2 separate regions of the Homo sapiens genome follow, and region 1 is linked to region 2. A link is an interaction called in ENCODE POLR2A ChIA-PET data of the cell type or tissue named here. Cell type or tissue: PC-9. All regions are shown on one strand. Region 1 overlaps GPRC5B (G protein-coupled receptor class C group 5 member B). Region 2 overlaps VPS35L (VPS35 endosomal protein sorting factor like).

The links. ChIA-PET counts read pairs that join two places held together with the same protein. Peaks named below come from ENCODE experiments on the same cell type or tissue, not always from the same donor. Only the 100,000 strongest peaks of a DNase experiment are listed, where the experiment ranks them.
Region 1: POLR2A ChIA-PET joins it to region 2 with 36 read pairs; 8 of 35 experiments call an interaction of 5 or more read pairs at or near these places.

Annotation. Positions count from the first base shown.
Region 1 is chr16:19,873,645-19,876,144 of GRCh38, reverse strand. The region is part of intron 1 of GPRC5B (G protein-coupled receptor class C group 5 member B); the gene reads left to right. Among named protein-coding and RNA genes, the nearest start is that of GPRC5B, 10 kb to the left of the region's middle. RefSeq lists an enhancer at 1-342. In PC-9, no CTCF peak of the experiment used is centred here; no DNase peak of the experiment used is centred here.
Region 2 is chr16:19,679,838-19,682,337 of GRCh38, reverse strand. It overlaps VPS35L (VPS35 endosomal protein sorting factor like), which reads right to left. Exons shown (of 31, transcript NM_020314.7): 28 at 1-113. Among named protein-coding and RNA genes, the nearest start is that of KNOP1, 37 kb to the left of the region's middle. In PC-9, no CTCF peak of the experiment used is centred here; a DNase peak (open chromatin) is centred at 1,237.

The DNA of each region.
Region 1 (2,500 bases), 190 kb before region 2:
CTGCAAAGCACATTCCTGCCTGTCATCCTCCCAGCCACCCTGGGGCTGGATGGGATTAGAGAGGCTGCTTGCAGCATTGCTTGCTGAAACTTGCTGAGAAGTCTCTTAACTGAGCTGGCCATTGATGAGATGTCTCAGGGGAATCCATTCCAGGGCCCCTCCACTGGGTCGGGGACTGTTGGCATTTTGTTCTGACACCTCCAGTTCTTAAATTTTGATCCCTCGTGTGCTTTAGTACCTCGTGACAAGCAATTGTGCTAGGATGATGTTTCTCCAAAGGGTGGTAGGTTGAAATGCGCCCAGTGGGTATGCAACATGGGTTACATCAACGAGCGATTTTATTTTATTTTTATTTATTTATTTATTGAGACAGAGTCTTGCTCTGTTGCCCAGGCTGGAGTGCAGTGGCAAGATCTTGGCGCACTGAAACCTCCACCTCCCAGGTTCAAGCGATTCTTCTGCCTCAGCCTCCCAAGTAGCTGGGACTATAGGCACGTGGCACCACGCCCAGCTAATTTTTTTTATTTTTAGTAGAGACAGGGTTTCACCATACTGGCCAGGCTGGTCTCAAACTCCTGTCCTCAAGTGATCCTCTTGCCTCAGCCTCCCAAAGTGCTGGGATTACAGTTATGAGCCACTGCACCCAGTCTCAATGAGCAATTTAAAAATGTCTGGAGATAAATACTTGAATGTGTTTGGTTTTCTTGTAAGTGGGTTGATTCAAAAGTTAAGTAAATAACCGCCCAGGTGGTGTGTGGACAAAGCATAAGTAGCTGTGGTGGCACGTCAGTGACCGACGTGGCAGGACCACGAATAAGTGCTGGATTGCAGGCCGACCGATGCCTGGGGTGCATCCTCACCCCGGAAGGTACCTGAGCAGGATGCTGGGGCGGAATGCTGGCCGGATGCCTTCTATTCTGAGGCTGCCTCCTCTCATCAGTAGGCAAAGGACATGAGCCCGACAGCCCCAGGCACCTTTTCCTTCAGTAACATCAATAATTTATGCCACTGGAAAGCCTCACAGCCAGGGCAGGATCTGAGATGCTCACAGGATCTCTGTAACAGTGAGGTGGTCGATACCGCATTTACTTAGGGAAGCCCCAGGGACGTACTGGAGCCCGGGGAGAGCAGCTGGTCACAACCCCACACGTGGGTTGAGCTGGGGCAGTAAGTCTGGCTTGAGAGGCCAGGAAACAAGCATCCAGCCAGCTGTGCGGGCTGTGGCTTTCCTAAAGACCAGGCTCCCTTCAAAAGCAAGGGGCCGTTAGAGAAAAAAAAAAAAAAAGGGAAGGAGCTGGTAGCCGTGAGGTAGGGGACAGTCCTCACTATGTTTCTCATTCATTCAGTATTTACTAAACATCGTGCCAGGTGCTGTGTGTCGAGCTTGAGTCTACAGCCATGGTTCTCATCCAGGTGATTTTGCTCCCCCAGGGGACATCTAGCACTGTCTAGAGACATTTTGGGTTGTCACAGTTGGAGGAGGGGACGTGCTACCGGTATCCAGTGGGTAGAACCCAGCGATGCTGCTAAGCATCCTGCAACGCACAGTCCCCCATGACAGAGAACAACCCAGCCCAAATGTCAGTCGTGCCAAGACTGAAGGAGCCTTGTCTGCCGGTGAACAAGAGAGACCATGTCCCTGCCCTGCCACGTCTTGCAATGGAGGAAGTGAGGATGGGAGGACAGGAGGAAGGGAAGGCAGAAACAAAGTAAACAGCCAAAAAATGACAGACGTGATTAGACCAGAGGCTGTGGTGGAGAGGACTGGGGTGTGACCTTGGCCAAGTCTGAGTTGATGGCATCAGAGCTGAGCTCAGCACTGGGAGGAGGAGTGGCCAGGCAGAGGGAGCAGAGGGGCAAGAGGAGACTTGGGTTAGGCCCATCGCTGAGGCTGCTGTGTGGACTCCAGCTCGTATATGGGCAAGAGAGAGGGCAGCAGGGAGAATTCTGCAGGTTTCCCAGGGAGAGAGGCACTCTGGGGAATCCTCCAGAGATGTTCTAGAGAGCGAGCGTGGGAGGTGAGGGAGAGACGCAGCCTGGAACCAAGGAAGACAGCTGCTTTTGTGTTTACTACATTTGAAATGCTGGGATTCCAGCACTTTGGGAGGCCGAGGCGGGTGGATCACCTGAGGTCAGGAGTTCGAGACCAGCCTGGCCAACATGGTGAAACCTAGTCTCTACTAGAAATACAAAAAAATTTAGCCAGGCGTGGTGGCGCACGCCTGTAATCCCAGCTACTCAGGAGGCTGAGGCAGGAGAATCGTTTGAACCTGGGGAATCAGAGGCTGTAGTGAGCCTCCGATTGCGCCACTGCACTCCAGCCTGGGCGACAGACAGACTCCGTCTCAAATAAAAACAAAAAAGGAAAGAAATGCTGGGAGCCCGCGGAGTGAGGTCGCACCCAGGAGTTGAGTTGTGTGACCTTGTGCAAAGGTTGTCACCTCCTGGAGACTCTGTATTGTCACCTGTAAGATGGAGGTCCTAATAGGAGCTGTCTCAC
Region 2 (2,500 bases):
AGGACGCAGGTGTAGATGCGGATTTTCTCATCGCTGTTGTCCTCCCAGGTGTAGTCCTGGATCACGTTGAGAAGCTCTCGAACAAGAAACAGGACCCCATGTTCAGGATGATCCTAGCAGAGAACCGAAAAAAGGATAAATAATCCCAAAGATGAAGCAGGGAGGGAAAAAGAAAATCAACACAGAAGCCCAGATCCTCCCGCAGCAGCTGTAGAGAAATTAACGTTGTCAGTTACTGAACAAAGGCAAGACCCACTCACAAGCCTGGTTAAACAATACAGAGGAAAATGACAAAACGTGATTCCCACGAATCAACACGCTCCTGTCTGGGCAAACGAGCTTTGAGAATCCCTTTTTGGATCCCAAAAAGGAGAAGGCAAAGTTACCTGTCAGCTTAATGGCCTGTTTCCAAAATTACACTCTTATTTTTCTGTGGGTGGTGGGAGTTAAAAAAAAAGGAAGCCCTGTTCCAACCACAAAAGCAGGATCGCGGGTATCGTAGCAGATGGAACGGTAGAAGCCACCTACGCTGGGTGAGCCCCCGGATGATCCCTGCCACCACTCGAGGCAGTGACTTTAAATAGAGCCTCACTCTTTGGGATGCTCAACAACGGTAACAGCCAAATGGAGGACGCTCTCTTGGGAGAGGCAAAACCTGAGAGACAGTCACAGAGTTTATAGCAAACAGTGTTTCTCAGATGCTAAACTGAATCTATAAAAAGTTTTGGGGTGTAAAAAAGTAAGCAGCTTCAATTCCATTCCAAAAAGGTGTATGTGAGTCTGGGGATGCCCTGCTGAAAGCTCTCCAGACTTCTCACTCTGTGCAGAAGCTCTGCACGGCCAGCCCCTTCCATGGCCTTGCTAGCCCACCCCATGCGGGTCCCCTTCCCTTACCCCAGCCACATTAAGGTGGGGAGAACAGCACGATTGGAACCCGCAGCGGCAGGGGGAACAGCATGATTGGAACCTGCAGCGGCAAGAGGCCATCTAGCCCAAGATGTAGTCTTGCTTGCAGGAACAAAGCCATCGCCAAAACATGGCCCAGGAGGAATGGGGGAGAAATACCCCAGCCTCGCTTTCCTCCTGCCCTGCATATGCTGCTGCCTCCTACTGGCTGAACAAATTGGGAGCTAGAGGAAGGATAGGTGAGGCAGTCCCCAGAGGCCAGTCTCCCCCACACACAGTAGGACAAAGGGCACAGAGTGGCACCAGGGGCTGGCACACACGTCCAGGTGCTGGCCTCCAGCCAGGCACGTTCTCTCTGACTAGAGTCTGTGCCCCAGGGCTTGGCCAGACGGCTCCTTGGTAGCCTGCAGTTCTCATCTTACACATTAGCTCTTTAATGAGGCCTTCCCTGACATTCCATCTGCAGTCCTCTTACTCTCTCTTCATCACAAATCATCCTGTTTTTTTAGGGGGGGGGCGGGTTCTGAGACAGGGTCTCACTCTGTCACTCTGGCTACAGTACAGTGGCACAATCACAGCTCGCTGGAGCCTTGACTCTGAGCTCAAGCGATCTTCCACCTCAGCCTCCTGAGGTGCTGGGACTACAGGTACATACCACCACGCTTGGCGAATTTCTATTTTTTGTAGAGATGAGGTCTTGCCATGTTGCCCAGGCTGGTCTCAAGGTCCTGGGCTCAAGCGATCCACCTGCCTTGGCCTCCTGAACTGCTGGGATTAAAGGCATGAGCCACCGCGCCCAGCCTCTGTGTTGTTTTTTACAGAGCACTTCTCACTATCTGAAATGATCTTAGGTATTCCTTCAATGACCTGCCCAACAATATCTCGTGGTTTTCCTGGTTCTCTCTGTTTCATGCTAGCCTATAACCTCCAGGAGGACAGGCACTTCATCTATTGCATTTGCCAATACACCGCCAGGTCTGCTGGCTGCACACTGTATTCTGTTAATGGCGCCTCCAGGAACTCAATGTGGATGGTGTCCCTGATGACATTCAATCCCGCCCTGTCTCTGGCTCCTGGGACAGTGCTGGGCACTGACATGCATTGGGTGAATAATGTTGAATGGATTGTAGTTTTTGGGTACCTTCTATGTGTCAGGTACTGAAGTGGCTATGAAAACAACAACAGCTAATATTAATAGCAGCTACCATAGCTTTTCTATGTTCCAGGGTGATACTACGACGAAGCCCCATTTCGCAGATGGGAAATGAGCCACTGAGAGGGTAAGTGGCCCAAGGTCACACAGTTGGTACATGGGGGACCCAAGGTTCAAGCCCCAGGAGTTTGGCTCCAGAGTGGACATTTCTAACTACTGGTACCAGATTCGCACTGCCTCTCTGCAGATAAACCAAGCGTCTCTGACTTTATAGAACTTGTGAACAGGGGGAGGCATACATGCAGTCAGCTACTTAGAATACAAGTGTGGAGTATGAGCAGCATTGCCATTATATCCAACGTGAATGTGTGTACATATTGCAGTCATACTTTCAAGTGGGTGAGGACAATTGTGGAGGGGCGTGGGATGTTTTGTACAAGC